2 separate regions of the Mus musculus genome follow, and region 2 is linked to region 1. The links are chromatin loops, found by intact Hi-C in ENCODE. Cell type or tissue: heart. All regions are shown on one strand. Links, peaks and the distances in the headings refer to the core of each region. The heading gives the core; the rest is flanking DNA.

The links. A loop is a pair of places that touch in the nucleus more often than their neighbours do. Peaks named below come from ENCODE experiments on the same cell type or tissue, not always from the same donor. Only the 100,000 strongest peaks of a DNase experiment are listed, where the experiment ranks them.
Region 2: a loop joins it to region 1, with 2.0 times the contacts of the local background. A loop is called at or near these places in 5 of 42 quality-filtered maps.

The regions. Positions count from the first base shown.
Region 1 is chr1:151,165,893-151,178,147 of GRCm38, reverse strand. No RefSeq gene overlaps it. Among named protein-coding and RNA genes, the nearest start is that of Gm36139, 17 kb to the right of the region's middle. In heart, for the core only: no CTCF peak of the experiment used is centred there; a DNase peak (open chromatin) is centred at 6,367.
Region 2 is chr1:151,096,604-151,108,858 of GRCm38, reverse strand. The region is part of intron 1 of Gm36139 (a long non-coding RNA gene); the gene reads left to right. It also overlaps the pseudogene Gm19087. Among named protein-coding and RNA genes, the nearest start is that of Gm36077, 19 kb to the right of the region's middle. In heart, for the core only: a CTCF peak has its summit at 5,700 (motif pointing left); DNase peaks (open chromatin) are centred at 3,358 and 5,588; H3K27ac peaks cover 3,699 bases.

The DNA of each region.
Region 1 (12,255 bases), core at 1,836-9,835:
AGGCCTAAGCCAACAAAACTGCCCAGGTAGGCAGGATACACCATGGCTTCATCATGGGAGGAAGCTCTCCAGAGCAGCTCTGGAAGGAGGGAGTTGTCTTGAGATCACCCTCGCACACTTCCTGGCAACGGGACCTTAAACAAGATGCCTGATTTCCTCACCCAAGCAATGAAGGTGAAGTCACCTTCCGAGTAGCTGTGAGGATTAAAAGGCATAACCAGTGTAAACGGACTCTGTGTAACTTCTGTGACGTCAATTATTACAAGAAGCAATGTGAGCTGATCCTTGTTAGCCTACAGGTTGGAGGATAGATGAAGGGCAGCGGTTAGACTGAGTTGGTTAACTCTGGGTCCTAATGCCCAACCATCTCCTAGGTGGCTCCTCCCACCTGTCTAACAGGCAGATCAGATTTAGAAGATTCCTCCAAAAATTTCCCAGTCTTTCTCTCACATCTGCTCCAAGTCTCAGTTTCAAATAGCTGGCAATTCTATCCTGTTAGGTCTGGAACCAGGGACAAAAAGCTGAGGTGTCTATTAACATATCAAAGCGGGCTCTGGCCCCTCCTGCAGCAGTCTGCCTGTTTCAGAGTCCTGGTCTTTACTGCTTCTCACCCAGCCCTCTACCCTCTGTTATGCCCAAGTCGCAGGGACCACCGAGGAGCCAATTCTGATGCAAACACTCAAGGGTCTTTATTAGACCACTCGTGAGCAAGAATACTTACTGTCATCATTGCAGAGGGTCAGAAGTGAAAGCCCCAGTTTAGGGGTATTTATTGTGGTTACAACCACCAGCTCAGGGAATTTCCATACAGGTCAGCAAGTTTTAAAAGCTGCATTTCTGGTGTAATCTGCAGGAACCAAACAAGGGGGCAAAATCACCTGACAATCAGGCTGGCTGGGTTATCTATTTCTGCAGGATGTCTTTGGTTATCTGTATGTACCTTGACTCTGCTGCTGTGGCCTGACTGGCTGTTGCTAAGGGGGGTGGGAGTGTGGGGGGGGGGCGGGGGGGGTTGCCATAGAATGTTTGCTCACGTGGACTTTGTGGTTTTCTTCCTGTAACTGGAGTTTAACTCCGGGTCAGGTCTTGCACAAAATGGAGTTTCTTCTCAAAGTTGGAGTTGTTTAGGCTTTACACTTCAGCCTCTCCAACCCCTAAGCTTCTCTGTCCTTCCCCCAGCTGCTCTTCCCTACATAACCCAGCCATTTTGGCTACATGAGCCCCTTCTTTTATTATTAGTTATTTTATTTGTCTACATTTCAAATGTTATCCCCCTTCCCAGTTAAACCCCATCCCCCCAAGCTGCTACACAGGCAGCTGGAGCCCACGTGGCCCTTTTTATGTCTTGTCCTCTTGGGCTTGTGGTCTCCTAGCTTCTTAGTCCTCCTTTTCTCTCTCTCTTCTCTTCCTCTTTCACCCTGCCCTCTCCCTCTTGGCCTGGTTCATTCTAGACAATTCCAGATATCTCTACTTGTGCTTTTCCTTATATCTACAATAAAATCCTCAACCCGTTCCGAGCAGTCATGTTCTCCTTTTGTATTGGATTGGATTGCATTGGACTGTACTGCACTGTATTGTATAGTGTTGTGTTGTGTTGTAATGTATTGTATTGTATTGTATTGTATTATGTTTATTCATTCATAGCCATCCTTCCAGTTATGATGACCAAAAACTTAATTGTTGTCCTTGATTTTTCACTCTCTGACCACACTCATTCTGGGAGGAATTTCCTTTGACTCCAGCTGGAGTATGGCTCGCATCTAACCACTTCTTAACATGTCCACTGTCTCCAACATATGCCTGTCATCTGTGTTCTTTCAGTGTAGAAATCAGGGTGATTCGAAATACAAATCAGCTCAAATCTCTCTGACTCAAAACTTTCCAGTATACTCCCCACCCCTGTGCAAACTGGCAGCAAAATGGCGCAATATATGGTGGTGATGTGGGTGGTGAAAGGCTTTACCAAAACACAAGCAGACAAAGAGAGAATTTATTGCCATACACTGCAAGAGTGTAGTGGAGAAGTTCCCTGTGTGTTGCAGTTGAAGGGAATCTTGCCTGGTCTAGTCTTATGGGCCATTTGTAGATGGTCTGTATTATATACAATACAACACAACACAGGCAGATAGGTGTACATCTCAGTATCATTGAATAGTAATTTGTTTTTTCTTGAGGTTCATCCTTAGTGTAAGATGTCTTGAGTCATTAGTCATCATGTCTGGGTAAGGCATAATGGATCAGGCTCCAAATGGCCATTGCCTTGTTAAAATATAGGAATTTTGATTTTATACCCATCTCAGTAAGTCAAAGCCTCATAATGGTCTACAGCAGTGATACTTGGGCATTGTATACAGAGTCCATCTGTAAACTCTTTTAAGTCAATGACATCACTGGACACATGTCTACTTTGCCTGAGATTCTGCACACATGTTCTCAATGACAGAAGCAGGACCTAATATGCATCCTGCATTGCTTTCCTTGAAGGCTGGTACCTATGCAAACCAATAGCTTGATCCAACAGGCAGACTTGATACTCAAACTTATGAATATCCCCTTTTCTCTGGATGCTTGTCATTACTTGATGTTATTATTACTGCAGTTTAAAGCTGCTGGGTGAAGATGATACACACTTTCTGTTCTAATTGCTTATTTAGAATTGACTAGTCACTCCATAGTTTTGGCTCTTGTTTGTGTATGTGTGTGTGTGTGTGTGTGTGTGTGTTGTAGATGATCATCATTCATTTTTTTCTTTATTTAATAATTTTAAAATACATTAGCCACATGGAGTTGCTGATATGAGGATTATCTTTCTTTGCATATAAAGATATTAAATAGTATGTTTTTGCTGCACATATTTTTCTTCTTGTATTTCTTAATTTTTTTCTTCCCTTATAGTATATATTTGAAGTCTGAAATTGCATTTGGTTGAACATGTTAGTTCTTCACTTTTTTTGTATTTTTTTGTTATGTTTGGGTTTAAAATTTGACATTCTTTCCAAGTACATCCAACCTTTTGACACTGTAGGATGGCATTCATCTATGAAGTCTATGCTCAAAGAATCACAGAATTGAGTGACAAAGGAAAAAAAATCATAAAAAAAGGTCACAATGTTTTTGTCAGATTTCATTAGTAGTGATGGCTTCCTACAGTTGCTTGTAGGTTGTAGGTTGGGCATATCTGAGAGTTTAGACTTTCAATTTTACAAACAATTTTAATTGTTTAAACTTTTAAATTTACAATGAATTTTCACTTTCACAAAAGTTGTAATAGTACAAAATTCCTACATACTTTTTACCCCATTTCTCCAACTGCTCACATGTTATTTATTATGATATAACTGTCAAAATGAAAAAAATTACAATTAGTGTGGTATTGCTAACCAAACAATTGGCTCTATCTGAATGCCATTAATTTCTATGACTCTTCAATGTCTGTTCTATGACTCAGTTCAGGAGCCTGGGTAGTATTTAGTTGTAGCATCTCCTTAGTTTCTTGTGTTCTACAGTAGATTCTTATTTTCTCATGACATTGGTGCTTTGGAAAAATACACTTCGTTTTGTAGAATGCCCCTCAACTTGGGTTGCTTTTTCTAATAAGTATGATGAGGTAACAGAGTTCTGGTGAATTGCATACACTAGCAAGCCTTTGTTGCAAGGACGGTAATATAGCTGTCCCTTGTGAGACTAGACCGGGGCCTAGCAAACACAGAAGTGGATGCTCACAGTCAACTATTGGATGGATCACAGGGCCCCCAATGGATGAGCTAGAGAAAGTATCCAAGGAGCTAAAGAGATCTGCAACCCTATCGGAGGAACAACGTTATGAACTAACCAGTACCCCAGAGCTCTTGACTCTAGCTGCATATGTATCAAAAGATGACCTAGTCGGCCATCACTGGAAAGAGAGGCCCATTGGTCAGGCAAACGTTATATGCCCCAGTACAGGGGAATGCCAGGGTCAAAAAATGGGAATGGGTGGGTAGGGGAGTGGGGGGAGGGGGCTTTTGGGATAGCATTGGAAATGTAATTGAAGAAAATACGTAATAAAAAAAAACAGAGTTCTGGTGAGACGATATCAGAAAGAGGGAAGACGTACTAACATTTTAAAAATAGACCACTGTTCCTGATGGATTGCTTCAGGTGTACATATGGTTTTCAATGAGGATACACAGATTTTCTACCCTCCCAACTGCACTGTTTGCCAGGTGTTGAAACTGTATTTAGTAATATCGACAATGGATTGTGTATGGTTTTTACAAAAGGCCACCTTTAATCCTTACACTCTGGAGGCAGAGGCAGGCAGCTCTCACTGAGTTCAAAGTCAGTCTAATCTAAATACAGAGTTCTAGGCCAGCCTGCACTACACAGTAAGACTCAAAAGAAAAAGAAAAGAAAAAGGAAAGGAAAAAAGGAAAGAAGGAAGGATGGAAGAAAGAAAGAAAGAAAGGAAGAAAGAAAGAGAGAGAGAGAGAAAGAAAGAAAGAAAAGAGAGAAAGAGAAAGGAAGAAAGAGAAAGAGAGAGAAAGAAAAAGAAAACAGAAGTTAATTCTTCACAGAGTTAGTTAAGGGCAATTTGCAAATTCATCTAGAATAACAAAATCCTAGGATAGCAAAAACTATTCTCAACAGTAAAAGAACCTCTGGTGGAATTACTATCCCCGATCTCAAGCTGTACTACAGAGCAATTGTGATAAAAACTGCATGGTACTGGTACAGTGACAGGTAGATCAATTGAACAGAATTGAAGACCCAAAAATGAACCCACACACCTATGGTCACTTGATCTTGACAAAGGAGCTAAAACCATGCAGTGGAAAGAAGACAGCATCTTCAACAAATGGTGCTGGCTCATCTGGTGGTTATCATGTAGAAGAATGCAAATTGATCCATTCTTATCTCCTTGTACAAAGCTCAAGTCTAAGTGGATCAAAGAACTCCACATAAAACCAGAGACACTGAAATTTATAGAGGAGAAAGTGGGAAAAAAAACCTCGAAATGTAAATAAAGAAAATATCTAATTAAAAAAAAGAAAATAGAAGTTATACCGATGCTGTTTCTGGTAGATGATATCAATATATTTTATGACTGGTTATATTGATTGTGGTATCCTGGTTGATGAAGTATGTGCTGGATTTCTGTACTGTAAAGGTAGTATTTTTTCTGAAATTTATGAATTCTTGGAGAATATATTTTTGAGAACTTGCAACTATCCCATGTTTTGTCTAACTTTTGCCATTAATTTAGCACACACATGTGTATCTTGCTGAATATAATTATTGTCATTTTGTGTCAGCATTTTTGCTGTTTTTCCGTTGTTTTTCTACTCTGCTTAAGCAGGATTCTTTATAAGGAAAGTACATCCCTTCTCCTTGGTTAATTAGTTGCTCACTAAAGCAGCTAATTAGTGTTAGTGTAGATTTGTAGATGTTCATTTTATTTTGTGGTTATAGACTCCTGCAACTTTATTTGTTTTGTTGCTCAAAGTGGTCCAGCTCAGAACCATTGGCTCATAAATATTTTTTACATGCTTCATTCTTTCTAGTTATTTGTTCCTTATTATTTTTATGTATGTGTATGTGCACATGTGAGCGGATGCCCTTGGAAGATGAACGAGGGTGTCATCAGATCCTGTAGTGCTGGAGTTACAGGCAGTTATGAGCTGTCTGGCATGAATCCTGGGAACTAAACCTGGGCCCTCTTCAAAAGCAGCAAACTCTCTTAACTGCTGAGCCATCTCTCTAGCCCTTCATTTTCTTTTTAAAAACCTAGTTGTATTCTTTGTTCTTCATTACTGATTTTTACTCAGCTGGGTACGTTGGTAGAGAAAGATAGAGGTGATATCTCACAGAGACTATGATATCTTTTAGGGTTTTGTGGTCTCCTGACTCACTTGAATGTAAGGTCATTAGCCTTGGGAGAGTAGAGAGCCCTGAGTCACAGGGTTGAACATTTGCTGTGAGCAGGGTCCCATGACAACAGCAGGTTTAATGCATGTCATTTCAATGGTTCTGAAATGAATACCCCATGGGAGAGATGGGAATCTCAGCTTCTCACTTCCAGTCCAGCACTATTTCTGTGTGCTTAAGAAAGCTTAAGGCGGACTATAACACTTCCAAGGATATGCCATCTGCTTGTCTCTCAGCTCTGTGGCTCATAAAACACAAGGATAGAAGGAATTGAAGAATCTTGACTGTGAGACATTTATTATAGGGATTTTTTTTTTTTTTGTCCCACTCTCCCTGGGGAAAGCAGTACTATTGTCCTGCAATGAGCACTTAATGCCTTGTCAAATGGGTGCCCATTAAGAGTCTTGGCATTGGGTTGTCTTTGTGGTATCTTAGCTCCCAGTGGCTCTCTTCCAGTTGCCACCTGATCTATCTGGCTGAGCAAGCCTCCAAGTCCTGTGCTCTTGTCTGTGACTAAAGTCCTTCTCTTTCTGGATTAGGGATCACAAGACAGTTTGGCCACTTCTTTTCTTAGGCAATGCACTATTATTGTCAACCACAGAGAACTTGATGTAATGTAATGCAGAGACTTGTGATAGGTGTGTGTGCTCAGGAATGTGAGTGAACAGGCTGGCAAATTAATGGGGAAGGAAAATAGTCTTTAAAGACACTGCTAGATGTTTAAATACTCTGGCCTTTCCTACATTTGTGTAAGGCCATTTCCAGATGGTGAATTCAGGTTAAGTCAACAATATATATTTTTTCTGACAGTAAGGATTGAGATAAGTAAGTGAGATATTGCCTATGAAATCATGTGTGTGAATGGGACTGGCTTCAAAGGAATACTCCATGGGTCCTTTCTAAATATGTGGCATCTCTTCTATATTATTTATTCCTTCAGTAGCCTGTTTGTAATTTGGAAGATGAATCTATTGTGCAGTTCAAATGGTACACTATCTATTTAAACTAGTGATGACTTGGGCCAGCCTGACAATTCACGACAGTTACTTAATCATGAGTAAAACTGTAAGTTTTTAAAGCTAAGAAAAGCTCTGATGCCCAGGGCAGACAGCGAACATGCATACTGAGAGGCAGATTTTGAACCCCCCTGGCTACCATTGTTTGTCTTTGTTTTTTTTTTTTTTTTTTTTCCTTTTCTTTTCTTTTTTTTCTAAAAGGAAGAAGTTAGATTTAAATCCAGTTACCCAGAAAAAAATGTATTGTTTCAAAATATATCCACCAATTCAGTTATTATACATTCAGGGACAGTGCTAATGTCAGTGGGACTATAGTCATTAGCAAAATTACTTTGGCCCCCATTGAATTTTATGTCTACAGTAAAGCTGTCCAGCAGAAGTAGGATGTGAGGCCAGATATGGTTGGGTCCTAGCACATGGAAGGCTGAGGCAGGAAGATTGGGAGTTTGAGACAAGCCTGGACTCCTACCGAGACACTGTCTTGCTTTTACTAATGCTATAAAGAAATGAAATGTTAGCCCAAGTGTAACTTAAACATTTTTATTAGAAACCATAAAAAAACAAACCTAAAAATTTCATTTCATTTAACTCAATTTAGCTAAAGTACTCTATTGAAATGTAATTCAATAATCCTAAAATAATCATGACATTTTCTTTTCTTTTTACCTTACTGTCTCCATAATTTGGTGTGGATTTAACACCTGTGACACATCTCAGCTGGGGTCAGCCACATGCTAAGTTCTCAGGCCTATTGGCTGCTGCATTGGTACAGGTACGTTTGCTAACACCTACATAACCATACAAGCAAACGTTTGTATTTTAATGGCAAGAAGTAGAGCTTATGGGATGCACTAGAGAGAGCCAGCTTTGAGGAAAGGGAAAGGGTATTCTTGGGAACAGCATAGGTGAAATCTAGGAGTTGAAAAATCTGGGAAAATAAGGCCAGTGTGCTGAATGGGAAGAAGAGAGGTACCAAGACAGGAGGTGAGAGAGGAACAATCCAGGAGAAATGGGGTTTCAGAAACACAAACATTTTAAACTGTAGATACAGACAGACACATGGGGAGGAAAAACTAGAGAGGGGAGGGACTAGATACTAGTTTTAGAGGCATAAAGATTAGTCAAGTTACACTGTTTGTGAATGTTCTAATGTCCGAGCTTCTTGGAGATTACACATTAGGGAGCTAGAGCCACAATTGGAGTAGGAGCTGAAAAAAAAAAATTAGCCAGATAGATCAGGAAGGGAGGAAAGACATGGCAAACATAAACTGTGTCCTACAAAGATCAAAGGTCATGAGGGAGACTGTATTCAGTGGTGGGAGTGGAGGGGCCAACAGGACAAAGCATGGAAGAGTCAAAGATGCTGATGTGAAGCTCTCTCTCTCTCTCTCTCTCTCTCTCTCTCTCTCTCTCTCTGTGTGTGTGTGTGTGTGTGTATGCATAGGGAACTGAGTCAGTAGATCTTCAGCAATAGGTGAAGTTTCCTTTAGTTGTCTGCTAGTAGCCTAGTGGGTGGTAAGTGAGGAGTTTATGTAGAGATGAAGTGTCCAGAATTAAATAATTGCTATTTTTGCACTGCATACGAAGTTCCTGTCAGTGGCAGTTACATGTTATTGTATATAACACATAGCTCAGATCCTATAGGGATCTCTACCTAGCCTGTACCATGTGTGTTCTTGTGAGTACATTCTGTAATATTTGCACAATGGCCAAAAATTGGCAAAGGGCACCTTTCTCAGGATGCTATCACTGTGGCCAAGAAATGTGTGACCACACTTCTACACACTGGGGGTTTTGGAAGGAATAATCCAGAGACTTAAAAGAGGTTCTGGAAAATAGACCCATTCCTCAAATGACCACAGCATTGTACTGAGTCTTGAGAGAAGCCATGTTTGTCTGGAGACTGTGGAGAAAGCCCGTGTTATCTCCCTTATATATGCTACCTGGCAAGCAAGGTATCTGCTCCACTAAGTTCTAGTCAACAACCATACTTAAAACACACACACACACACACACACACACACACACATATTCAGACCATCATTTCTTTTTGCCTTTACATGACACAGAATATTTGTTTATCTGTTTTTTGTCTTTTTGTGTCTGAGCATTGCAGTTAACACAGTGTCTTCCAGTGCTCTCAACGCTGCAGCAAATACGATTTCCTTCTTTATGTCTGAATACTACTCCTTTGTGCATATTTATCAGTTCTCTTTAGCTATTTGTGACTGGTCCCATCTGGGCAGGTTCCACAGCATACTGTAGTAAACAGTGTTGCAATAATGCAAAGAATGGAGGTCTCTGGCATGCCGAGTTCAGTTCCTTTAACAACTGTGGATCTTCAGTGTGATGATTCATTGGCTGAGACCTGTGAGAAAGGCTGACTCATGAATCCCTGGAGCCTGTGTTTCCCACGAGCTCACCTGGAATGCTGAGACTACAAAGGGCTCTCTTAGCCTTCTTGAACAGTGATGTGGCAGTTGCTAAGGTGGGCAGCAAGCTTGCTTACACACCCAGCTGAGATGGACCACTGCAATTGGAAGGATGCAAACCTATCTTACACACAGGGAAAAATGGGCGGGTTTCCCCAGTGCATCGGTGCTCTGCGGTAGGGGCTGTTTCTCAGGGACAGCTGTGTTACGAAGGATGCTTATGTCTGCTTTCCCTCCCCCTTGCAGGCATCAGTGGTTGAGACTGATAGGTGCATGGGTAATAAAAGATGCTCCTGTATATGATGGAGTGACCACAAACCAGGCCTGGAGCAGTGACTCTTAATCTAGGCTTGTTAAAAATAGCTATATGTCTGCATTTATTTTGTTGATTAAAGGCTGATGAAGAGCTGTGCTCAGTGTTTCATGAATAACACAGACTTTTAAAGAAGCAAGTAAATTAAGAGAAATATGACTAGATCTTTCATTGTATGGCGTCCTGGACAACAGAGCTCTTGAAGTCTTAGGTGGAGGGAGTGGGAATGGCAGGGGAGGCTGGGAGCTGGGCTTGATCTGATCAGTTAAGACTCTGGAAGACATGAGCAGTTAGCATTTTCTTCTAAGAGAGATGGGAAGCTGGGGACATTTTGTGTTATTCAGGAGAATATTTACAAGACATGATGTGTGTCTTTTTTTATGAGCTTTCTTTGGCTGCATTGGGGCTGACTGCAAGTAGTCTAGAGAAAAAAAAAATTGGATTCCCCTTACTGATTCTGGTCATGAAGCTGCTGCTGAGGCTTGACTCTCAAGTGACCAAGCAATAAACAGAAAGCACTCACAGAGGCGTGAAAGGAGCAGGCCAGCCTCCTCGCAGGAAGGGGCTCCCACCAGCCACATTTCTTGCTGGCCTGCTAACGCAGCCCGAATCAAAGGAAACAGATCATACAAAAAGCTTCTTTGTAGTTTTGTTTAAAGAGAAGGCATGCTTAGGAACAGGCTTAGAGGACGTGGAGAGCACGCTGATGAGCAGGCTCACAGCATCAGGTGAGAGCACCAGACTTGATACTCCTACCAGCCTTCCCAGCGCAGACTCTTTAGGGGAGCTCGACATCAAGGGCCCTTGGAGCTCATCCTTTATCCAATGGAGACAGACTTCCTCTTCCTGTGGCCTGGACTGTTTTTTCTTCTTCTCTCTGCTCAGCGCCTGCTCTCCTCTGATCCCGGGCCTCTGCTGGTTTGCCGAGGCCTCATGCTTTTTACAACTAGAGGAACTTTAATTATGCTGGTTGCCTGGGATCCTTTCTTCCTTTGTTTGAAGTCAATTAATGATTAAGCAATCCCTGTTTTTGACCTGTCTGTCCCCTGGCTGAAGGAACCATCACGCCTCTGTCCTCTGAAGCTCAACTTTTGTTTGATCCCAGCTCTATCTTCCAGACCTGGGGTGGACTAGCTCACCTGACCTGAGTCTCTGACTGACCTGGACATTTTTAGAAGAATAATGTCTACTCTGGTGCGGATCCAGATGTATCGCGTAGCTGTAGGCTGGTGCTTTTCCCTTGGGTCGTTTGAACACTAGGTGATTAGCCGCCTCTGGATCTTGGCTTTGAATGCTGAACCCAATCTCTCACTTTGCTTCCCTTAGCCAAGACTTGTCTCTCAAGTCATGGTCTCTCTTTTAGCGAAGTCCTGACTGTCTGGTTGGTCTTTCTCTGTTGATCTCTTCTCTTTTATTGGTACCACACCACCGGACAACAAACTTCCAGATCCGGATCAGTCCTGAGGCCTGATGTTCGTGGAAAAAAAAAAAATGGTTCTCAAATCATATTCCAGGGCTACTATGAATAAACTTTATAATTTTAATAGATTTTAAAAACTAACTCATATTTTAAAGTTCATTTTTGTGGAAATTTATTAATGAAATTTCATTTAAAGTTGAACAACACTATATAGTGGTTTCCAATTTTTTATTGCCTATTAATAATTTCCTGAGTTATCTCTCACTGATACATACACACACACACACACACACACACACACACATTATCTACTGTTTTCTTTAAAGTATAATTTGTCATATATAGGGCTAAGTGGTTTTATAAATGATAGCTAGTATACTTTAAAATATATATTTTAAACTTTAGACTGAGCATCATTTTAGAAGTTTCAGTAAACTACCATTAAAAATAATTTTAGCTCATTTTAAAAAAAAAAGAGATATGCTGTAACAGTTTTGTCTACGAGCACACTAGTAAACTGTGATCTTGCCAATAACATTAGAGCAAGTGCTCACTGGAAGAATTCCCTTCCAAGGTATCCTGGCTTGGTTGCTGGAGCACAAGAAGGATGAAGGAGCTGGGGAGGGCTCTGTACCTTATACGGTTCACATAAGCACACTCAAGGGACTGCTTGAGAGAAATACTGGCCTTGGGGTATGCTTGCGTCATTTGTCAGAATTTCCGGACACTAACCCACTGACCATTCTTAGATTATCTCCTTCCAATTACAACTTCCCTTCAAGCTTAATTACACGTGGACTTGCAAACACAGGGGGACGGTTAAACAGCAGATAATGAGGCCAAAGTGCTTGTGTGTTCTACACCCGCCTTTTGTTTGATCACAATCTGGTCTTCCTGGTAATGCACTGTGAACTAGGCATTCGAACCTCTCAGGGCTCAAACCAAAAACCACATTTGCATAAAATCCAATATTCCTTGCCTCTGAAGTACCCCTGCTGTATGCATGCCTCTCTCGGCTTTAAGGGGAGATGTCTGCACAGTGATGGAAGACAGCCGTGGACTTTTCCCTTCAGACTTCCATGTTTGCAGTGTTTTGCTTCACCTTGTAAGGTCTGAGATAGTTCCTGCATAAATAAAATCTATTCTGAAAGTCTTTGTAAAATCAAG
Region 2 (12,255 bases), core at 2,254-10,253, 70 kb after region 1:
TCAATGGAAAACACTCTCTTCATCAGCGGTGACTGTAATTTCCCATATTAAATACTGTTTCTAACAGTGATTTGTTGAGAAAACCCCAATCCGTATACAGCCCATCTAATTACAATATTCTTTTGAAGCTGAATGGTTCTTAAGGATACCTTGTGATGGTTCCAAACTAATCCCTCCCAACCAGGTTAAAGAATGAGCCTCTGCAGGAGGAATATGAATTCAGAGTGCCTTGGGGTCACAAATTGTTTTATATTTATATAGTTATATATTTACCAAGTCCCTTCTGTTTATGATCTGTGAAGATCCTGGTAACACAGAGGTGCCACCTGTCACCACCAACTTCTCTGCCAGTTGCTTTCAGGTGTCACTGTGTACTGGAGAAGCATACCCAATACTAAAGTGGCCACTGATTTCTTGTTAAGATCTTGTTCAAAATGAAATCCCATACTGGAATCTTTTTGACATATAAAATCTTTCCATCTAATGGACGCTCAACATTTGAGGGTGTAGAGGGATGCTCACTGTTTCTATCAACATTACATTCTGATGCTTAGAGTTTTAGTCCAAGAGCAAATTTTCATATCCTCTAAGACACCTCCTGGGATTGAGCCCACGGCCAGGGGATAGTCTCTGTTCTTCAGCAGTAACAACAAGATTTCTGACTTCTTGTAAAAAAAAAAAAAAAAAAAAAAAAAAAAAAAAAAAAAAAAAAAAAACTGTTTCTCCTAGGAGGAATGGTCCCCAACAATTTAGAATGCAAATTCCCCTCTTTATATATAATATCAGGGTCTTTTTTTTTTTTTTTTTGTATCTGCAATGCTGGACTATTAATCCCAAGCATCAGAAGAACCAAGGGTAAGATGGGTGTGACCTAAAAATATATACATGAAGTAATGCCTCTCTCTCTTAAGTTGGAAGGACATCATACACAGTCCATAGCAACAGATGCCTGAAATGCAGTATGCAGTAAAGAAGGAGTGTTTTTCTTCTCTGTTGGTTAGCCTAGGACTACCAGCCTCTCCATCATTCTAGCAAATACACATCTTAGATCACTTTCTCAAAAACATTTATTCTGCACACCAGTGATCCCCAAAGGTCTTCTTGGTTTGAGATGATGACCTTAGGCTGTAGGGAAGGAAATTCTTCTGAAGTTTCCCAGGCCTCTCAGGGAGTCAGGACCTCCTCTAGACCTACGGGACCCTCACTATTCACATTGCCTAAGGCAGAAACAGCAAGGGCCCTCATTTGGGTGGGTGTCTGGGAGAAGGCTGCAGAAAGTCTTGAGATGCCCAGTAAGTCTCTAATGAGTGGCTGGAAACTACCAGTGTCCCCCAGCGCCCCCTTGCCCCAGGCAGTCACTTAGTGAAGGGCTCATCAACATCCATCATGACAGCTGTCCTCTCGCCATCACTCCCCAGACCCTGATAGAGTGGCATCAAGGTTAGGTAGATTGTGATGCCCTGAGATTTTAGATAAGAGGCATATGCTATGGTTCAAATCTATGTGCCCCTCCAAGTTCATGTGTTAGGATTTAATGTCCAAGGTAATCAATCATATTAAGGGTGAGACCTTTTGGGAAGAGGCTAAGTCTTTACCATTATGTCCTCCTGAGTGGGATAAGGATTCTTTAAGGGAAGTAGAGGGAACTGTCCTCTTTAATACAGTTTAAGTCTGGAATGTCTCCCAGAGAACCCTTGGGTTAAAAGTTGGTCTTAGGCTTGACACTATGCTATGTGCTCCCACAATGCTATGCTGCCTTTGCTCAACAGGGCCACCTGGTCATGAACGCTGTGAGCTTTGTTCCTGGACCGTGTGATGATATACCATTGTCCCCTCCAGAGGACACAGCATGAAAGCCCTGACCAGACACTCATCTGCAAGTGTCTTGATTTTCGAGTTTCTAGGTTTCTAAACTGCACAAAAGTTCTATTATTTCTAAACTAATAAATTTATGGCACTTTGTTATAACTCCAGGAACAGACATATCCAACCTACAGTAGACTCTAGTAGTTTGTTGTTTAACTGTCCTACTTTCAGAGTATACAACTTCCAGTGCATGTACTGCCTAGAATAAAGACATTATTGTGTCTGCTCCCTTGTACCTACATGGCCATGTGATTAAGTTATAAACCATGAGAAATGTGTAAATAGAGTATGATAGCTTTGGGGAGTTTTAGATTAAGGCGTGTTTTGTTATCAGTTTTATCTCTGTTTCCTGGAATGTAGATGTTGTGTGGAATATGAATGCCAGCATTTGGAAAGTGAGCAAAGAGATTTAGAGAGGTCTGGGTTAAAGCTGTCGAGTTTAGTAATGATACAGGCTTTCTGATATATTGCACGGGACATGGTGAGAATGAAATATTATCGATGTTTATCCTAAATTCAAATGTTCTTGAGTCTTGTGCCTTGCTTTGGCGTACATCCTGATCTGGACCCCACACAGAAGCCATATCAGCCCCCAGGAAGTCTCCCAGGGATTCTACATATGAGGAAACCAAGCTGCATCATATTTTTCTGTCTCTTGTACACAAACTTAATTCAACAAAATCAAAGCAGTATGTTCCTATACTGAGCCTCTCACCTTTAAAACTTTACCACAATGCCCTTTTCTTCAGTGTTGCTTGTAAGTACAAAATTGTATATTCCATACACCTTTTTACAGTTTCTACAGACATTTTGGGGTTCTGGGGATGGCTCAGTGGGTGAGAGTACTTGTTACTCAGGCATGATAACCTGAGTGGGGATTCTCCACACCTACTTAAAAAGCCAGCTGTGGCCATACTCACCTGTGAACCGAGGACTGTGGGATCAGGAGGTAGAGACAGAAAGCTTCTTGGAACTTGACGGGGACCAGCTACCCAATAGACAGCAATCTCGAGGTTCGCTGAGAGACATTGTCTCAAGAGAGCAAGGCAGACAGATAGGCTAGAACACCCAATGTCCTCTGACCTCCACGTGCTCATACACCTGCACATACATGCGTGTGAACGTACGTGTTGGGCCATAGTGATCGCATTTGGTTACAGTGATCTGCTCATATTTATGGTTTACAATGCTTTACAATGGCCTCATTTTTTCATTTTACATACAATGTCTCATTATTTGGCCTTGCTCATATAACTGGAAAGAAGTGAGTGTCAGGCTTGAATTTGCATCTGCTAGCTCAGTCTGTTGGTGTCTCTGCTGACTTACGACTTCTGTCCTGACCTTAGCTGATTTACCAGGAATGAAACACAGGCAAGTTGCCCTTTGTTGGGAGTGACTGAATGCAGGGAGCCCATCTGTTCTGCTCTGTGGCCTCAAGATCTGCAGGTTCAACGTCTGAGTGTCACAAGGCTTTGGAAAGGGGACCAAGCCAGGATGATTGCATTTGTAGGTTGGAGGGAGTGGTGGTGGGGTGGAGGTGGGGCACAAGTAGCCTCTCACACAGTTACATAAGAAGCATAAAAATAGAGGCTGTCTTGATTGTGTTAGCATCCGGATGAGTTCCTAGAAGACTTCCTTTTTGGCGACTTTGAGTGAAATTCTCCTTCCTGTAGCAAGAAACTCTTGCAAGAAGTTTGAATCAAAGTTCTTCTGTTTTTAAAGTATGGCTTTGGGATAGAAGATCTGGGTGCTTAGTAAACATTTGATTAGATAGTGTTTTCATATTTGCTTTGAATAGTAAGTGTAAGTAATACTACCACCACAATAAGCTCCCAAGCCTTGGTTGATGTCTTGGTTTTTCAAAATTGTTAAGAATGTTCCTGTGGAGGACTAAACCACCAACCAAAGAGTACACATGGAGGGATCCATGGCTCCACCCGCATATGTAGTAGAGGATGGTCTTGTCGAACATCAATGGGAGGAGAGGCCCTTGGCCCTGAGAAGGCTTGATGTCCCAGTGTAGGGGAATCCCAAGACAGGGAAGTGGGAGTGGATGGGTTGGGGAGCAGGGGTGGGGGGGAAGGGAATAGGGGATTTTCAGAGGGGAAGCCAGGAAAAGGGATAACATTTGAAATGTAATTAAAGAAAATATCTAATAAAAAAGATAATTAAAAAAGAAAAAAAATCATTAAAAGTAGGCATTGAAAAAAATTAATAAATTTTTTTTAAAATTAATAATAAAAAAATTAAAAAATGTTCCTGGACTGTCTTTTGTGGATGGTCTTCTCCATGAACCTCCAGAACTTCAGGCCTTCAGGAACTCTTTCCGTTTTAAAGTTGTGTTCCTGCTTAACCACTCAGCGACCCTCTCTCCAGCCAGCTGTTGAGGAGAGGGCTGGGGAGCTGCCTGTGGAATGGTTGCAGATACCAGGTCTGGAAGGCATTCATTGGCTGGAGGTTAGACAGCTGCTCATAGAGAAGGCAACTGGACAAGTAGGGCTGAGTTTTGAACCCAGGAAGCAGAGGGGCGGGCTTTATTCCATCTCGTTTCACTGTGTACACCCATCTTTACCACAATCATTTCAAACACTTTTAACTCGAGATAGCTTAGGCAGGACACAGTAAAAGCTCATTTCAATGTGTATTTTGGAATTAAACCATTTTGGTCTCTAATTAAACTTTAAGAATATCCCAAGATTTCCAGAAAGACCGATACAAGGCATCCATTGGCATTTACTGTGATTTAGCCAAAGCAGCCACTGTCATCATCTACAAATGTATTTGCAAAAAAAAAAAAAAAAAAAAAAAAAAGCCCTAGAATTGAGTTTTGATGACCTTATTTACAAGGCATCTATAACCCTTGACCTTATCTGTCTCCTTGTTCCTAGTCACTGACTTTAGAGCATTTAATGGAAAGTTAGTTTACTAAAACATCTACATTAGGATTCTCTTCAAATGTCTACAATATGATGAGGATACCCATAGGGTTTATTTTTAAAAGGCTTCCACTGCTTAAACAAATTAAAAGCAGTAGTGCTGAGAGTCTCTTTCAGCTCCCATATTTCCAATGTGCTGTCTCTCTATTTTTAGCTGTCATTGAAAGGACTAACTCCTGATTGCATCTACATGGTGCAATTCAAATTACTTAAGCTGTTTTCGTTAGCAGGAAAAGTTAGTTTCACTAGGGAGCTTCTTGCACAATGCTTGTCTCCAGCTTGTCTTAAATCAATTAGTTCAGAAACTCATAGAGCTGGAAGTCTCCAGAGCTGTCTCCCAACTGATAACCCATGCTAATAATTTGCACAGCTTATTCGACATCGGCAAAGTGAAACATGCTTTTGCCTGTTCATAATTGAGTTCATCTCTCTTGCGTTAACCGTATTGGTTGGTTTAATTAAAGAGCCACAGGCTTGCTAAGGACCAATATGGATTATCTCCTGCTTCGAGTTCCCTCTTGTTTAGATTTGGACATCTGCTTTGGGTCTAAGGGACTCTCTCACTGTCCCTTTAACAGCAATGCGCCCCCTCCCCTGCATATCTCACCCAGGAGTGTCTTAAGCCTGAAATATACAGCTAAGTCATATATTGTGTCTTGTTGTAGCAGCAGCTGCTGTAGTTTGTTTTTAGGGCTGCAGTTTGAGGTGAAGGTCATACTTTCTGTTCTCATGACTGCTGATAATGGCTGCAGGGCTCCTGAGGGAGCAGCCACAGACCAGAGCATGATGGGAGAAATGAACTCAGGTGACCCTTCTGTTTTGCTTAGATGAGGCATTACTGGGGAGTTCTTACCTAGGGCCAGGCTCCTGCGTCTGTCACTGCCCTCTACTGGATCAGTGCAGATGCCCGAGCGACACAGAGGGGCAGCTGATGAAGACTCTGGAGCCCAGCTCTGGGGATGTGGAGACAGACCTTACTCTTCACATCACCTGCATGCAATTAGCTGGTGACCGACCGTGGGTTGCTTGGTTTGACGTTTGCTTGTGCTGGAACGAGTCACATCTGTGAGATCTACCAGATGTGGGTTCGATTTGATTTTGCACAGTTGCAAAATAAATTGCATTTGGGCTTTGAGAGAAGATATATTTAGATCAGAGACATGAGAAGACCAAATGTTTCCAGAATGCGGAAAAAGACCGTGGCAAGAGCGTTTTACCGAGGGCGGATGGTTTGTGTCTAAGCCGACCCAGAGATGTATATTAAAAATTTCTTCAGAAGTTATCATAATTCCATCGTAAGCCTTCAATGTGCATTGCTGTGGAGGGGGACAGATCGACTTGGGGGGCTATTTGCTTTAGTCATCAACATGACTTTCCTCCCCAGAACCACTTCTTCTGCTCTGATCCCTATACATTTATCAACCCCTATTCCCTTTGCTTAGCTTAATGGCTTTTGGACTCTCAGCTACGTTTTATTTTTCATCCAAACTCTCTGCAGAAGTGGCAGGAATGGAAAAATAACCCAGAGATGAGATCTATATGCTTGTCCTTTGTGGTCCTTGGGAAAAACTATAGAAAATTCAAGTAAGAATAAAGAGGAAACATTAAGTCACCCCATTTGTCTCTTCCAGTCCATCTTTCTTTACCTCTGTGAGTAGCTGGTGAGGTTGCTTTTATCCAAAGCCCCCCCCTGCCTTCTGACCATCCCTTGAGTTATGTCAGCGTGAGTTCAGGTCATTTATGCCCCACTTCCCCCAACCCCCACTCCCATGGGGTGGCTGCCAGCTAGCTGCACTTCTTGAGTGAAGGCCCCAGCCTGTGGCTAGCAGTCTCCTTCCCTTAACTCTCTCTACAAAGCTTCCTGTCCTAGGCATTGCTAGCCCTGATGACTGGTAGGGTTCACCCCAACACCTGTAAGGTTCTCTATCAGAACCTCGCAAACGTGCCCCTTAATACACTTCTCAAATTACTTGAAGAGTTTCATTTGTTTTCTGCAGAAACTCTGCATAGTACAGTTATAATTACTATCCCCAAATAAGCTATTGTGAGTATTTTCTTAGCTCAAGCTACCATTAGGATGTTGTATATAGGTACCATATTTAGCATGTGCTTGCACATGTATCTCTGTCTATTTTTCTATATATTTTCCACACATGAACATGGGAGAGAAATGAGCTGTGTGGAGAGAAACGAACTTTAGGCAGTGAAGCATCTCTGTGTGGTATTGTCCTGGTGGGTCTGCACCATTAGACACTGGTAAAAATCATGGAATGTACATCAAGGGTAAACCCCACCAAATAAGCCTTGCCCTTTTGGTGATGATGATATGTCTGTGGGGGCTTATCAGTCATAAAACATGTACCACTCTGGTGTGTGTGTAAGGATGCTGATAAGGGGAAACTGCCTCTGTGGGGCAGAGGGCACATGGGAATTTTATTGTTGTTTTTCTTTTTTTCTGGGAATTATTTTAAAAATTATTTTTAAAAATGCTCAAAACACTGAATGATCTTTAGCTATTGGCTTATTTATTTATTGTGTGTACGTTTGCAACTGCACGTGGCGGTCAGAGAACAACTTGAAACAGACAGATCTATCCTTCTATCTTGTGGGTTTCAAGTGTCCAGCTAGATCTTCAGGCTTGGGTTCAAACACCTTTACCTGTTGTCCTGGTTAGGGTTTCTGTTGCTGTGATGAAACATGGCGAGCAAAAGATAGATGGAGAGGAAAGGAGTTTATTTGGCTTACACTTCCACATTGTAACCCTTCACTGGAGGAAGGCAGGGCAGACACTCAAACAGAGCAGGAACCTGGAGGCAGGAACTGATGCAGAGACCATGGACGGGGTGGGCTAACTGGCTTGCTCCCCATGGCTTGTTCAGCCTGCTGGCTTATAGAGCCCAGGACTGCCAGCCCAGGGATGGCACCACCCACAATGTGCTGGGTCCTCCCCCATCAATCATTAATTAAGGAAATGCCTTACAGGGTTGTCTGCAGTCTGATCTTATGGAGGCATTTTATCAATTGGGGTTCCCTCCTCTCAGACGACTACAGCTTGTGCCAAGTTGACATTAAATTAGCCAGCACATTCACTGAGCCATCTCTTTTGCCCTCAAGCTCAAAGCACTAAACCATTTTTTAAATGTGTGGTTCCTTTTAAATTGGCACAGCATTCTCAGTGCTAACACATTTTGTCATGTCTGATTTATGGCTGTAGTCTTCACTTGAGAAAAATGACGCCTTTCCTCTTTCCTCACAAATGTCTGTAATAAATGGGTGCTCCCTGATCTGGGACTTTCTCATTTCTTTCCCTGTCGTTAGTTTAAAGCGCGGTCGGTGTCGGTCTTCCATGCCTAGATAATGTGAACACGTGATTAATCACAGCGGTCTCTCTTTGAAGCCCTTTCTTGCTGATGATTTCACAGCCAAGTCTTGCGGTGCAGATATTCAGGATCATTTTTATTTAGACTCCTGAATATTTGCAAGAATAGACTAGCAGCTATAGACCAGCAAGAATAGACCAGCGCTTCTCAATCTGCGGGTCGTGACCCTTTTGGGAAACAAATGACCCCTTCACAGAGGTCGCCTATCAGATATCCTGCATATCAGATATTTACATTGCGATTCATAACAATAGCAAAATTGCACTTATGCGGTAGCAATGAAAATAATTCTACGGTTGAGGGCCACCACAACAGGAGGAACTGTATATTAAAGGGATACAGCATTAAGAAAGTTGAGAACCATGGGTGTAGACGGTGAACTTAAGAGTCTCTTAAAATCTCTGGATCTGTCTAGGCATTCGCCACATGGAACAGTGACTATACTGTCCTCAACATAGGCATGTGGCTGTCTATGGGCTGCACTGAGTCACCTGACTCCACACCAATGGATGGTGTCTTTCTTCAACATAGACACTTAAGGCGCAGAATTTTGTTTATTATTGTACATTGGCTCAACAAGATAAGGGAACGTGCTTCATTCAGAGGCAGCTTGATGAACTCAGTGGAGAGGTTGCCCCATTGATTTCTCAGAAGCTGCAATGGTCACCAGGTGGTGGATCTCTGGGTGCACACATGTTCTCAATGAGCAACTTGGAAATGCATGAAGGAGCAATGGTTGATGTGGGAAGCACGAGTCCTTCTGACAGGTGTGTACATGGACCTTCCATACTTTCAGAACCTTTCACCCGCTCATCAAGGCTTACAGAAGTGATGGTTGAAGATCTGATCATCTAGTTTGTAAAATTAGGTTTTTGGTGTGACCAGAATTGGAGGGGTTTTTGTTGTGTTTTGTTTTTGTTTTTTTTGTTTTGTTTGCCCTGCCATTGCTTTCTGAAAACGATTCCTAGAAAATTTTTGACCTTTGTGCTACATGGAGAAAGGAAATGTATAGATTTGATAAAATCAGATAATTCTAAATTTTCTTTTTTAGTTCTTTGAAGGAATTTTAGAAGTTCTATTAGTTGAGTACACAGCAGAATGAGGCAGTTTTTTTTCCCCCAGTGTTGTGAATTGAACCCAAGGTCTTGCACACACTAAGTGAGCACTCCATCCCTCAGCCCCAGAACATCTGGGAATCAGGTAGAACTACAGGGGAAGAAAATGAAATGAAACATTTGCCCATTCGGTTCTATGATATTTGTTTATAATTCTACCTTTTAAAATCTTGTACCCTAAACTGGGTGTGGTTGAACAGGCCTTTAATCCTAGGACTCCAGAGGCAAAACCAAGCAGGTCTCTGGGAGTTCCAGGCCAACCTGGTCTATATAATGAGTTCCCAGCCAGCTAGTGAGACCTTGTCTTAACTCCCCAGCCCCTGAAACCAAAAGGATAAACAACTGTTCCATAAATACACGATCATTCAAATGCGTTTTAAAGTATATAGCACTCATTTACTCTGATGTTATGCTATAGATGTAATGTTTAAAGGAATACAGGCATATTAATATAGTACAGAAAAACATGTGACTGTATTACCATATTATATAACAGTATATAAGCTATAAGTAGGATTTAGTGTGTCATCAATTTTATATATGACTAATGTTTGGCCAATCATCCCTGCTCGCCTGAGATGAGGGTTGCCAGGGATATGGGTGGGGCCTTTAGTTAAAGATACATATGAATAATCAGAGTACACAGCACTCCAGAATATTCTCTAAAAGGTAACCCTAGCAGGGATGAAAGTGTCATGACTTGTCTACAGCTTGGCTGTATTCCTTCTCTGTAAGAAAACAGGTCCAATATCCTTTCTGGATTCTTGTCCAATCCCAAATGGAGACCCCTTACCTCTCTCTTACAGTAGGCAAGAGAGCTGCTACCCCAAACTCATGCCACTTTTTTATTTAGTGTACTACCTACATTGACAATTCAACACTTGCAGTCGGGATATTTGGGTACAGAGCAGGCAGGACTGAAGGAAGAATGATACATTCAGAAGGAACTCCACATGACACAGAGTGAGGCGTTCTGTAGAATGGATAAAGAAGAGCCCCAGGCCAGCTTTATGCCCAGAGAGGACACAAATGGTCACAGTCCATTACTGAGTCAGTGTCTGTCAGAACCACCAGTGCCAGAAAAGCCCAGTGCGTCTCTATGGAAAGGCAACATGCTTTCTAGGGTCTTTATGTAAGGACAGCACTTTGGGTTGCAATAAGCAGTACAGTACCACAAAAAACAAACAAACAAATAGACAAACAAACAACCCCCGAGATCACAGATGAGCTTTGGGTGTTGCTTAAATACAGACTGAAGGTTTAATTTCCAGCTCAATTCAGTCAAGAATTCTATCTCGAATTCCCCATAGAATAGGTTCAGATACAAATGTGTCATCTGTAAGAAAATTAAGTGGGAAGAACTATACAAAAGATCTAGGTTTAAGGATACTTAGCAGCTGGTACAACCGGAGGTAGATGTTAGAGTCATTGCAAGGTGGCCTGAACTCCCTCCTGTTGAGGCAATGTTTTATGATGGTGTTTCAAGCAAGCTTTTGAAGTCTCAGAAGCCATGATTTTGAGGGATCCCACCTGACATTTGACCTGCACGTGGCCCATCGGGCCCAGAAGCAGTGGGACAGAGTTCGCCATGTTAGAGTTGGGAATCCAGACAAGAAAGCTACCTAAATAGAAACATCCTGCTTGTACTTGCTGTTCTTGCAGCTAGCTGTCTTCTGTCCTAAGACATGAATGAAGAGAAGGCACAAACACTGTCTCTGTAGAATGCAGAGCAGCACTGAGACAGTCAGTTCTCTGGGTCCTTGAGGAAATGAGTCCATTCATGACCAGGCCCCACACACATCCCTTTGGCTTCATTTTGACAGTGTTCTCAGAATCACTCAGATGATGATCAAGCTTCCACTTAGTGCATACACACACACACACACACACACACACACACACTGACTTTTGCTTTGGTTCCTTGAGTGTCACCAACCTTGAGCAGCCTACCCCGTGTTTCCTCTTGCTCTCTCTGTCATCTCTCCTTTCTTCTCTCCCTTCCTTCCTGCTTGCTTGCTTCCCCCCCCCCCATTTTAATTCCTACCCAAGCCCACAGGCCTCTTCAGCATTTTGGGATAAAACTCTGACTAGAGCTCTATAATTTTCCCACCCATTGCTCAATTGTCCTGGTGTCCAGAGCTCCAAATTTTCCCATCACCATTGTCTCCCTTGATGAAACTTGGAGGGCACTCTTTTTACATGGCTTTCTTCCTAACAAATTACATGGGCACAGACGTGAGTATATGTTTTATTCAAATTGCTCTGACATCAACCCATCCGAAGAAATCCCCAAATCAAGGACAGTTTGGGACTGGGTAGGAAAGTTGTCCTGTTACTGTTACTGTTGCTGTTTTGATACAGAATCTCATGTAGACATTGAGCCACTGACTGTCTTGCTTCTACTTTCCCAAGGCTGGGACTGCAGTTGCCACCAACCCTGCCTCTGTGTGTGTGTGTGTGTGTGTGTGTGTGTGTGTGTGTGCGCGCGCGCGTGCACACGCACACATGTGCATCCTATTATATCCCATCCTTGACAGATTCCAGAAGCCCTGGGCAGCATGGGATGCTATGGTCTTACTTGCACTCATGTCTTGAGATGCCTATGGCACTCTTACACACTCTTCTAGTAGTTGTTGGCAAGCTGTAAAACTTCCCTTTACTTGTAAAAAGTCTTGATTCTTGGAAGACATCTTTATTTCCAATGTTTTCCAGAAATAGATATCCTTTAGATTTTGTGAGTCGTAAGAAACTAGAGAAATTCTTCAGTAACAATTTAAACTGATGCTTTGCATACTCATATTTATGTATATACATGGATATATGTATATACATGCATGTATGTATGCACACATATATGTATATACACAAATATTTGTTTATTATATATATATATATATGGGGAGAGCGAGGACATGCCCTTATAATGACTTTTAGCCAAGTTTCTGGTGTTTTATTTAT